Linked DNA regions of Homo sapiens: region 1 is linked to region 2. A link is a contact called in ENCODE Hi-C data. All regions are on one chromosome and are shown on one strand. The core of a region is the stretch at or near the end of the contact, and the rest is flanking DNA. Distances in the headings are between cores, read along the strand shown. Region 1 holds the start of LOC105375271 (a long non-coding RNA gene). Region 2 overlaps PKD1L1 (polycystin 1 like 1, transient receptor potential channel interacting).

The links. A loop is a pair of places that touch in the nucleus more often than their neighbours do. Pooled maps may share reads with other maps.
Region 1: a pooled map shows a loop between it and region 2 (2.3-fold over the local background). The contact joins two enhancer-like sites. A Hi-C loop is called at or near these places in 17 of 37 single-sample maps with no recorded cell type and 14 of 50 pooled maps.

Annotation. Positions count from the first base shown.
Region 1 is chr7:48,108,895-48,115,057 of GRCh38, reverse strand. It overlaps LOC105375271 (a long non-coding RNA gene), which reads left to right and starts at 683. Exons shown (of 4, transcript XR_927253.3): 1 at 683-1,030; 2 at 1,826-1,966; 3 at 3,145-3,265; 4 at 3,354-3,883. Within about 2 kb of position 4,802, at least 2 of the 41 ENCODE cell types and tissues checked have a DNase peak (open chromatin) inside an H3K27ac peak, as active enhancers do.
Region 2 is chr7:47,842,520-47,848,942 of GRCh38, reverse strand. PKD1L1 (polycystin 1 like 1, transient receptor potential channel interacting) reads left to right here. Exons shown (of 57, transcript NM_138295.5): 32 at 1,872-2,064; 33 at 3,865-3,948; 34 at 5,774-5,981. Among named protein-coding and RNA genes, the nearest start is that of PKD1L1-AS1, 50 kb to the right of the region's middle. Within about 2 kb of position 2,647, at least 3 of the 41 ENCODE cell types and tissues checked have a DNase peak (open chromatin) inside an H3K27ac peak, as active enhancers do.

The DNA.
Region 1 (6,163 bases), core at 3,553-6,052, 260 kb before region 2:
GATGCCAGGGCCATGCTTCCTGCACCGTCTGCAGAACCATGAGCCAATTAAGCCTCTTTCCTTTATAAGTGACTCAGTCTCATGTATTTCTGTATAGCAGTGCAAATGGACAAACACAGTTTCCATCCTGCCTGTCCTGCCTCTCTCCCAACCTCCACCTCCCTCTCCTCAGCCCCCCGACCAGATGTCCTTCCTGGGCCACACTACCCTGTATCCTGTCCCCAGTGAGAAGCTCACCTTCCAGAGGCCAGCCTGGCGTGGACTGGGTGTGGGGCACGTGAACCAAAGCCCAGAGCTAGCCCCGAGGAGTGATCCTTGCGTGGGACTAGAAAGAGGGGACCCGCTGTGTCCTCAGTGAGAAGGAGGGCAGGGATGCAGGGGTGCAGCCCTCAGATAACAAGTGACAACTGGCCGGGCACAAGGAGGGGTGTTTAAGGTTGAGGTGAGACTGGATTGGCCTCAGGGAACTACTGCCACAGGAGGAAAATGTGAGCCAGAAAGAGGCCCCAGGGCAAATGGCACCAAGCTCAGCTATCTGGGGAAGAGTTTAAATCTGTTCATGAGCCCCTCGCACCCGTGCTTCTCTACCTGTGACCTCATCCCATCGTCACAAGAGCCCTGTGTGGTACATGGAATTTCGTAGGAAAGGAAACTGCTGTTCAGTGAAGGGAGGAACCTGCCCAGACAGGCCTGGGAACCTGCCAGCAAGGCAGTCCACCACCACGTCCTTTTGCCTCTGGCCGCGGCACACTGGAGGGAAGCCGTGGGGCCCTGCAGGGAACCCTGCCTTGTCCAGACTCTGCAAGGTGCCTCTGCAGGGCTTCTGGCGTCCCTTCCACAGGAGCTATTTGCAACCCTGGGAATTGTAGAGAACTTCTGTCCTGCCTGGAGAGGCTTGACTGCCCCTGTGGGCCCTGCTGAGAGGCTGGCTCTGCTTCCATCTGTACTTCATGCTCCTCACTCCGTGTGAACTCCTGCCACTGGGACTGCCTCTGAGAACCAGTCACAGCACCTGCCAGCTTCCCTCATGGTGAGTGCAATTCAGCAGCTCATGCCTATAATCCCAGAACTTTGGGAGGCCGAGGTGGGCAGGTCACGCGGGTGGATCACTTGAGGTCAGGAGTTCCAGACCAGCCTGGCCCACGTGGCCAAACCTCATCTCTACTAAAATTACAAAAATTAGCCTGGCGTGGTGGTACATGACTGTAGTCCCAGCTCTCAGGAGGTTGAGGCAGGAGAATAGCTTGAACCTGGGAGGCAGAATTTGCACTGAGCTGAGATAGCACCACTGCACTCTAGCCTGGATGACAGAATAAGACTGTCTCAAAAAAAAAAAAAGTATTTTCCATGTGTAAGGATAAAATGATGAACCTTTCTTGTGGGAGGTAGTTGCTTCCCTCCTCCCTCCTTAGAGTGCCTCCAGAATCAGCCGGGTGAGAGATTTTGATTTTATAAAGCAAGGTCTAGGGCCTTCTGCCCCCTAGAACTGGGAACACATGCACCCAAATAACTCAGGCACCCTCGGGAGGCACGCAGGGACTGTCACAAGATCATCCAGTCACCCTTCAAGGAGATCTGGGGGAAGTTCTCATTTTTCCTCCACTTCACTGTGTAATGTAAGACTCCCTCCACATAGTCCCCTCCCACACGCGTGGAGTCTCAGCACACATAACTGGGGCTTTCTCTCTCCTAGACTGGACATGGAAAGGCCTACCACTGGCGGGTTGGCTTTATTTCCATAACACACATGTTCATTTCATTTCTGTATGGCAGTCATGATTTTACCCTTTTTAAAATTTTCTTCCTACAAAACATTCACTGAAAGAGACCCTAAAGGAGAACTCTTACCAGCCCCCACCCCACCCCACCGCAGCACAGACTACGCTGGGATGCCAAGGACTGACATTCATACCTGTGTTCTCCTCTCCTTGTGAAGTCCAGAGAACTGAGTGCTACTCTTTTCCTAGTAAGTAAACTTCTGCATGGCTGTGCATGTATGACAATGTGTGCATGAATGTGCATGGAAACGCACAGGTGTGTATGTGTGCACATATGTGAATAACACACTGTGGCCGCACAGTCCCAACCCTCACACAGACCTGAGCCCAGGCTGTGTCCTCATCTGGCATTTGGGGATAACACAGATGGGGAGAGGGCCAGGCAGGATCGCTGATGGAAGTTCCACACAAGGGGCCTGACAACGATGGCTCAATACATATTAGCTATTATTAAAAGCTCACATCTGCAGAGCTGATCCTACTCCATGAAAATCGGTCAGAAATCACTCTCCTTCATGTACGTGGTAACTGAAAAACTACTAAGCACCAGCAGAGCAGTACTATTTTCTTATACTAGCACTGCTTCCTTATTTTATAAGTTGAGCCTAATGTCTGGGTGGTGATTAATGAGATGATATTCTACTATTACATACATACCAAGGAGTACTGAAATATGAGTAAGCTGCAATGGAACCCAGAAGCCCTGATGTGAAAGTCATTCCTAACCTAGGAAACAGAACATCTTTGATGTCCTTGGGGGTCCCCCCTCCTCCCAAATGCACCCTGCCTCCCAACAGAGGAAACTCCTGATCTCAATTGGGGTTTCTCAATCCCTGGTGGAGTTTTTTCCCCTAGTCTTACAATGAAATGCACGTAATCCTAAACAACATATTGTTTAGTTTTGTCCATTTTCAAACTTTATATAAATGGAATCATGTTGTAGGTACTATTCTACAATTTGCTTTTTTCACTTAGAATGTTACCTGAGATGGTTCTGTACTGATGGTGAAGGTGTCTGCATTTATTTTCACTGTTTTTCATCATCTGAGCACACCAAACTCATTGCATTTGTTCTCTGGCACATGGATATTTGGGGACTTCTGGCTTTTGTTACCGAGGCCTTTGCAATTATGAACATTCCTGTCCATGTTTCCTGGGCCACATGAGTTCTCTCCATGCAAGCCCAGGAGCAGGAGTGGAATTACCGGATAATACAATATATGATGGACACCTGGCTTTAAAACGTGGCTTAGTGCTAGGCTTAAGGATAAAGGTATAGGAGACGCACAGCTCATGCTCTAACATATTCCACTGTCCCTATTGTCATTTATAAAGACAAACCATCATCTCATTGTTTCTGGTCAAGGTGGCATTGTCACCGCTGTGATGAGACTGGACCGCGAGGAGGCAGCAGGAGGAGCGTGGCCACCTCTGCAATTGACACCAAAGCCCAACCTTTTATGTGAGAGCGTGGCAGGCTTCCTGAGGTAAACTCTTGACTAACTCACTAGTGACGTGCTGATTTTCCAATTTACAAAGGGCTGGATAATTATTAACATTTTTTTTTCACATTAGTGGGAGGCATTCTGAGCATATCACTTAAGGACTGCACTAGAGGAAAACATGGAGTGAACTCGCTGACAACGATTTTTGAAATCCAGGGTAATTAGTTCCATCAGAACAATCCCAATTACATTCCTAATTCTCTCTGCCTTGCTGAAAGCACCGAAAGTGAACCATGTTGGTGTCATTATATTCCTGCTCAGAAGAGTCTTTATCACCAGCGCTGGGAATGGAGGAGGGGTTGAGGAAGGGGCCAGTGCCCAGGTTGTGGGAAGCCCCCACAAGGGGACCAAGCCAATGATACCAGCGTGGCACAAGGGCCTGAAAGTCAAAGAGTGGCCAGTGCGGGGTGAGGAAGGGGACCAAGTTTCTGGTCGTCTCCCGAGGAATTCAAGTAACACTCATGTGAGGACATTTATAACGTCAGCTCCAGAGACATCTTGGTAGCCAAATGAGGAAAGAAAATAACTTTCATCTGAGGAATTTGAGACCTTTCAAATTATTACAGCCAGAGAGACATTAAAATGGGACAATAAGCCAAACACAGTGGCTCACGTCTCTAATCACAATGCTTTGGGAAGCCTAGGTGGGAGGGGCGCTTGAACCTAGGAGGTCAAGACCAGCCCGGGCAACACACAAGACCCCATCTCTGCAAAAAAATACAAAAATTAGCCAGGTTGTGGTGGCGTGCACCTGTATTCCCAGCCACTCAGAAGGATGAGGTGGGAGGATTGCTTGAGCCCAGGAGGTCAAGGCTGCAGTGAGCTGTGATTGCACCACTGCACTCCAGCCTGGGTGACAGAGCAAGACCTTGTCTCAAGAAAAAGACATCAATCACTCCCCCTTTTTAACTATGTATTCATCTCTTGGAACTGCTTGCTATTGCCACAAGTAGCTATAAATTAACTTAATAATGCCACACTGAATACTAGAACCCACACTCTATGGCTTAACAATGTGTAGCCATTGATCAATATCATTTCTGTAAACCAATGAGAATTCCTGGCAGACAGCTGTGTATCAGCCCATTCCCTGTCCCTTTTACCTTTAAAAATCCACTTGTAAGTGCTGCTAATCAGAGTGTTCATTCAGGGGAACTTGAATCTATGTTCTTGGGTTGCAGTCTTCAAGCTTGGACCCAGTTACTTCTCTACTTTTACCAATTTTGCCTCAGCTTCTTCCTTTTAGGCCGACATAAACTAATCCAACAAGTTCATGTTTACTCAATCAGAACAAGATGTGTTGTTCAACCGGCATTTCCTGCGTGTCAGGGGGTATAGAGTTCACCTGTAAGGTCAGGGATGTCGCCCGATTAGATCAACAGAGATCCACCTGGGGGTGGCTGATGTGCACTACCTCACATAGCCAGCAGAGGGCAGTGCAGTGCCAATAGCTGCAGCTTGGCCATTGACACCTGTAGAAAGAATCTCATGTTCAGAAGTCATTTTACCTTCTGCCTTGTCCCGGAGGAGGGTGCTCAGGCCACAGGCTCTGTGACAGCTCCCCCAGCGAGACAGACTTCCAGGCAGTGCAGAGACAAAACACCTCAAAAACAAACTAGCCCTTTTCTTACTAATAGCAGCCTCCTCTTTAGCCTTAAATTCTATTTCTGTGTGGTTTTTTTTCTCTGCTTTATCAAAGATGTCCTCCTAGGAAGTGGCGGGCCCACCTGGCCACACTTGCCTGGGTTGAGGTGTGAAAGAAATTAACCTGCAAGTCCCCTACTGCCTGGGGCAATGGTCCGCACCTGCATCCTCAGCCTGCCCCAGAGCCTGGTGATAAACATCATCTGGTTGGTCAGAGGATAGAAAGGCTATCCCACACTGGGTCCTGCACCCACAGGGGCATGGTGACATCCAGTTGAAGTCTGGGGGCACTTGGTAATTTGGAGACAGATGAGCGCACAATAGTAGCAAGTCCAGCCCCTGCAGCTCGTGCTGGAGTGAGAAGCCAGGAGCAGAGCCTTTAGCATGCTGCCCTGGGTGCACAGATGACTGCACAGCCACATCCCAGGACCCTGAAGTCTCCTTGAGGGTTCCAATTTCTCCTGGACAGCTTCAACAAAGGGACCAAGAAGTGCTGAGGGAGAAATGGAAGGAGACTCACTCTCCACCCTAAGCAAATCTGTATTACAGACCCTAGAGCTTGAGAAGGTGGAAGGGAAGGAAGTTTTTGATTGGGACAAGGATCTCTCTTGCTCTTAGCACTTAGAAGGGCATGTGGGCTCAGTAGATGCTGAATGACCCTCATTTTGGGTTGAATCTCAGAATCACAGGGAAGGCACATTAAAGAGTGCACAGACCACACACATGCACCCACACCAAGGTCCCCACACACCTCCCTGGCCACTCCAAGTCACACAGCAAACTGCTAAGCAGAGCCCCTGAGCATGGGAGTGTCCCTCAGAGCCCACCAGGAAATAAGCCCATCTCAAGGACAGGAAACAATAAATACCAGAAAGTGGCCACACTGATGTGGGGAGAGTTGAGAAGTCAGCCAGGAGCCTGGGCAACCCACAAGCCAGTGAAGACCCAAGACCCAGCTGCCCCTGAGCTGGGGACCTAGGCCTGCCCAAGTAGCTGCTGCCAGACTCACCCGAGACAGACAGAGGGGCCACCCTGGATTCTCCCCTCCACTATAAGGTGCAACCGAGAAGGAAGCTAAGAGACACGGAGTCTAGGAATGTCAGTGTGAGGCCAGGAATGAATGCAAGGCTGACAAGCCATGGACAGAAACAATAGGACAAGCTGTCTTGAGCCCAGGTGTCCCGTTTCCCATCCCTAGGTACTTGGATCAAGACACTAGCATTGTGGACAATGGGT
Region 2 (6,423 bases), core at 1,398-3,897:
TGAAGTCTGGTAATGTGATGCCTCCAGATTTGTTCCTTTTGCTTAGTATTGCTTTGGCTATGTGATTCCATATGAATTTTAGGATTGTTTTGTCTAGTTCTGTGAAGAACAATGATTATAATTTTTTTTTTCTTTTGAGACTGGAGTTTCACTCTTGTTGCCCAGGCTGGAGTCCAATGGCACGATCTTGGCTCACCACAACCTTCACCTCCTGGGTTCAAGTGATTCTCCTGCCTCAGCCTCCTGAGTAGCTGGGATTACAGGCATGCGCCACCACACCCGGCTAATTTTGTATTTTTAGTAGAGACAGAGTTTCTCCATGTTGGTCAGGCTGGTCTCGAACTCCCGACCTCAGGTGGTCCACCTCAGCCTCCCAAAGTGCTGGGATTACAGGCGTGAGCCACTGCGCCCAGCCTCGATGATTATAATTTTATGGGAATTGTTTTCCTGATGTTTCTTTTTGGGAAAATAAGCCCATGCATACCCACATTATTTCCCCTTATTTCTTACACTCATTTGCATTGTGCTTTTCTTACTTAAATTACATATTTAGAAATCACTCCGTATGTATTTATTCATCGATATCTTTTTTTTTTAACTGCTATGTGCTTCTCCATTGTATAGATGGACCGTAGTTTATTCAGCCAGTCTCCTATGTATTCACATGGAAGACTTGTGCATATACTGTATTACATGTAGGGGGAGGAGTGTATCTTCAAGTTTAATTCCTAGATAGGCTGTTCCTGGGTCGGATGGTAAATGCCTATGTGGTTTTGGTAAGTATTGTCACGTTTACCTCCAGCAGTGTCTGAAGCTGCCTGTTTTCCCACGTCTTTGCCAAAAGGATGTATTTTCAAGCTATTGAGTTTTGCCAGTCTTATAATTGAGAAATGTTCATTTTAATATGCATTTTATATGAATTAAGTTGGGTATTTTTTCATATATTTAAAGCCATTATCCACTTTTTTTCTGTGAATTGTTCATATATGCCCACTTTTGTATTGAGTTTGTTTTTTCTTGATGTTTAAGAGCTCTTTATATGTTAGGGCTATTTTTAAAATAGTAATTTATCCACCATTTCTTGTAAGACTCTTAGATTTTGAACCATCGTTCAAAATTTATTTCTTATGTCCAGATTATAAAAGAAGTCATTCATGTGTTCCTCAGTACTTGTGCAGTTTGTTTTTGTTTTTTCTTTCATATTTAGATATCTGATTTGCTAATGTTTATTATTATTTTTTATAGCATGAGGTGCCCATATTTTTACAAAGGGCTAATGTCTAGTTGTCCCAACACCACTTATTAAAAAGTCTTGGGCAATTTTTAAATAAGTAGAATGTTAAATACTTCTGCTTCTAAATATAAAAAGTAGGCTAAACATAAAAAAAAAATGATAGGCTAAAACTCCATGGGTCATTGTGCTGTCCTTACCAGAATGGGTTTAGACCCTGGGTATACTGAAATTTCGCAGGCTGGCTGACAAACTGGCGAGGAGCAGGAAGTGGGCTTGAATGGCAGCTAAAGAAACTGACTCAACCCTCTTCCATCCCCACTAAGGTCAGGGGGTGTGGCCTGTTCAGGGTGTCAGGGGGCACTTGGAACATACGGGATGCTAGAAACACTGTTTTTCTTCCCAATTCTCTACCATTCCTCAATTCGTATCTGCATCCAGGAGCTTTGACTGGGTGGATTTAATCCAAATTTAAATGCTTCGGGGACAGGAAATGGCTAGAATTTGATGCTGTCTTTCAGTTCTTGCTCATCTGTAGTCCTTGTCCCCACCTATCTGCCTACTCTGTCTGCGTTTGAAATGGAGAATGCCTTTCTGCAAACCTCAGGTTGTACTTTTTATTTATGTTTTCTCTTTTTAGATGCCAGTGTAGGCTATTTATCCTTATTGGATGCTGACTATGACAGAAAACCTCCAAACAGATATTTAGCTAAGGCAGTGAACTATACAGTACATTTCCAGTGGATCCGATGCCTGTTTTGGGACAAGAGAGAGTGGAAATCTGAACGTTTCTCTCCACAACCAGGGACTTCTCCTGAAAAAGTGAACTGCAGGTATAGACACATTTGAGAAAGAATCTGAGATTTTTAGTAAATGACTGCCTTGTCTTCTGCATTTGGCCCAACCCCTAGAGCCTTTCCTGAACCTTGTCCATAAGAAGCTGGAGCTCTCTTGGTTTGTACAACTCTCCAGCCTGTGTCAGTTCTCTCATAGCCAGTTCGTGTGTCAGCCTTGGTTCTCCCACTCTATGGGCTCCCAAGGAGCAAGGGCTGCTTTATAGACTGTCCTCGTATTCCTCCTTCCCGTACCGACTGTCATGGAGGAGGTGTTTAGTAAGTGTCTGTTGAAGACATGAGTCGGTGGATGAGTGATAGATGAACCTGTCAGTTTTCTTATCATAGAAGTGCTGACATCCTTTGAGTACGCAGTTTGTAGTCAGGCAGGTGGGACCCTCAGCTCTCACCATGCCCCCATGTTGCCCTGAGAGTCCCTCATCTTCAGAGGACCCTCCACAGCCTGGTGGTGAAGGTGTGCTTTCTGAGGCAAGAAAAGTCTCTGCGCAAACATGAACAGCCTCCTCAGGAATTTCTGGGCATATGAGTCATGTCACTAAATTAGAAATTGTTTGTCATCTAGCTGACAGACTAACAATTCTATAAGAGGCTCAGATCATTCTTTTTTGTTGCCCTTACCTTTTCATTAGGATAAACAATTATTAGTCATATTTAGAAGCAGAAATAGTCATTTCCTTTTAAAAAACAAATAAGCCATAAGACATTATATTTTGTGATTTCCTGCTAGGAGGCAAATATATCCAGATCATACCGTAGCAGTGCAATTCATAGCCATTTATTGATTTTCTTATGTTACACTCTTAAATTTTTCTAATGCCATTGCTAGGAGCACATCCAAACTTACTGGTAATGGCCCAATATTTTGCTTCCATATTAAATTATTGATAAATGCATTAATGCAATCATTCATTCTCCATTACGTAACTACTCTCTGCTAGGCACTTTTTTATGAGCCAAGGGTACAAAAATGAATAACAGGCCAGGCGTGGTGGCTCATGCCTGTAATCTCAGCTCTTTGGGAGGCTGAGACAGGTGGATCACTTGAGGTTAGGAGTTTGAGACCAGCCTGGCCAACATAGCGAAACCCCATCTCTACTAAAAATACAAAATTAGATGGGCACACACCTGCAATCCCAGTTACTTGGGAGGCTGAGGCACAAGAATCGCTTGAACCTGGGAGGCAGAGGTTGCAGTGAGCTGAAATCACGCCACTGCATTCCAGCCTGGGCAGCAGAACAAGACTCCATCTCAAAAACAAACAAACAAAAAATTTAAAATAAATCAATAACACCTAGGACCTGCTCACAAGATAATGAGGGTGAGATAGACTTTATTTTTAAAAAAGGAGACAGTGTTTACAGTGATTGTCAGGGTAGGATATTTGTAATGCCAGGAACTGGTGCTTAGGCAGAGGAGTTGGCCAGAGCTTGACCAGCAGCACAGCTAGGCTGTGACTGGGACCCGAGAGCCTCAGGCTGCAGCCATGCTGTGGAGGGCTGTCATGAAGACCGCCATATGCTGTGGAGTCTTGCATCTCAGGACAGCCTCCATGGGAGCCATGTGCCCCAACACGCAGATGTGAAGAACTCTGGCACATCAGAAGTGTCCCTCATTTCTAACTTAGGTGTCAGGTGAATCTTTTAAACTGGGTCTTAGTCATAAAGTTATCATTATTGCACTCTTTCTTCCTTTTCTCATTCCTTTAACCAACATGCCATTACACTGTCAACAGCTGCTCTCTCCACACATTCTGTATCCTCATCCGCATTTCCCTCCTAGCTACCATCGCCTCGCGGCATTCGCTCTCCTAAGGAGAAAGCTGAAGGCCAGTTTTGAAGTGAGTGACATTTCCAAGCTACAGAGGTAAGTTCCATTTCCTACATAAAGACTTCATAGACTTTATTTGTTTTACTGTTCACTCAGGATGCCCACATATAATTCCGGGGGTGCTTGAAATCCATGTTACTTACTATCATTGCATTTTTGAAATGTGCATATTAGTAGATAATTATCTTTAAATATTATATAGTTGAATATATACTTATATATCTTGTCTCTCTATACTTGAATTCACTGATGAGAGATTTGTAAACACAAGAAAGTCAACATACTTTTCATACTTTTAAGTTTAGTTTTAGTTCAGTGTGAATTTGGTCAATTATTATTGATAGGGTTGATATCTACAGTGACAATAATACCTAAAGAGCCTGTCCTGGTTTATGTTTATTGTCACAGCCTAATTATTAATAGCTCCCTCTTTCTCTCTCTGGAGTATCCCATTTTAGATAATAGATTTAAAATGTACACTATTTTTATAGCCACTTTTATATGAAATGGTTATATTTAGACTCTGAGATATGAGTAAAGTGAATGTAAGCTGATATGGACAGGAACCTTCCCTGTCTTATTCATCAGTGTCACCCTACATTTAATACAATGCTTAGAGTAAATATTTGCTGAATGAATATCTAGGGCAGAGTCTGCATTTTCTGGGGTGTTGAGTGTTAAATTTTTTTCTCCTTATATTCATATAGTAAGAAACTCTACCTTACTTTATTATTTCATCAATCGTATTACTTTATAGACTAGTTGGTGGACCAGATAATTAGTAAATAAGATATGAATTGCTAATGCAACAGATGTTGGGTGCAGAACAGGTCACTGGCCATTCAGTGATCAGGGCTCAGAAGACAGCAGCCTCAACCATGGTGTCTGCGGCATTGATACCACTGGGGCTGGGGCAAACCATGGGGGAAGCAGCCCTGGAAGATGTCCAGAGAGAGGCAACACCTGAAGTTCTACAGGGGCTATCTGGCCAGAATCCGAAAGGTTTCAGAGTATTGTCCAGGTGGAAGGATGTGAGCACCCTGCAGAGCTCGTGGGGCAGAGCTCTGAACAGGCTCTATCTTGGTGGGAAAAAAGAGGGCAGGTGAGAAACCAAGAGCAGAGCCCAATCCTCAGATTAAATCAAAGAGCAGAATGCTAGGGGATGGGGCGGGCAACATCCCCGTGTGACATAGACCCTGGTGCCCACCCTCTGAGATCCCATCACAAATCTGTAAGACTCCAGTTAGGTTAGAGTCCCTGCACAGCAGCTTGATATGAATGTCATTCTACGGAACTGTGGGCATTCAGTGATCTCACCCCAGCCAGTGTTGGTGCCTGGGAACAGGTAGGTAGAGGCTACAGGTAGGGAACAAGCAGCACCATCCACAGGGGCGGTGGGAGGCACAGGCAGGGTCTCCAAAACATTGCCAATGCCTCCTAGCCTTGTTCTGCTAGCAGGAGAGGGAGAGAGGGAGGAACATAATGGCACCTGCATGTTTCAAGAATTTTGTATATTTGTATTGCTTAATCTTTACAATAGCAGCGAGACTGGCATTCTTAGCCATAGTTCACAATGAAAGTTCCTCAGACCCAGCATGGCACAGCCACCTAGCACAGAGGCTGGTCCATTACAAGGTTTCTTTGGTTCTGGAGTCCATGCTTGTGGGGTGCTGCTCACTGGACCACAGGCCAGCTCCCTGCCTTCAAAGCCCTTCTAACTCAGCTTCCAGCAAGTGTAAAAATGTATCAGTGAAGCCCAGCAGGGACTTTTGTGTGTAAGGGGCTAGGGGTGGCAATCAGTCTTTTCCTATATGTCTATTTTCATGAGCAATTTTCTTTATATCTCTCCTTTTGTTTATAGCCACCCAGAAAACTTGCTTCCCAGTATTTTTATTATGGGTTCTGTGATTCTTTATGGATTTTTGGTCGCTAAAAGTAGACAAGTAGATCATCATGAAAAAAAGAAAGCTGGTTACATCTTTCTGCAAGAAGCTTCCCTGCCGGGCCATCAGCTATATGCGGTCGTCATTGACACTGGCTTCCGAGCTCCGGCCAGGTTGACCTCAAAGGTAGCTCGAGCATCTGGGGGTACTCTTTGATGGTGTCTAAGCAGTGTCAACATCAGAAGTGAGGATTTGGTGATTTGGCTGCCCCGTCTGTCACCTGTCACAGCAGCCTCATCTCATTGCTGAGGCAAAGCTTGCCCGCCCTTTCCACTGCCCTCCCTTGGCCTGCACATCTGTCAGGGTGAAGAGCAGACCCCTTCACCTTCTGCAGCTGCTCCAATCCCTTCTCCTTCTGTCTCCACTGTGGAAAGCAGCCCGGGGAGATATGTTCTGTCTCTGAGTGGATCTTTGAGACTCTGAGAATGAGTTGTACTCTTCTGAGCTTGGGGCTGAAGACAACAGTCCCAGAGAAGCTGGTGGAGGATGAAGATGGGGTGGGAAGAAGGATGCGGTGGAGGAGGAGGAAATAGTCTAGCACTGGGCCCAGTGGAGCAGGGGTGCCGCG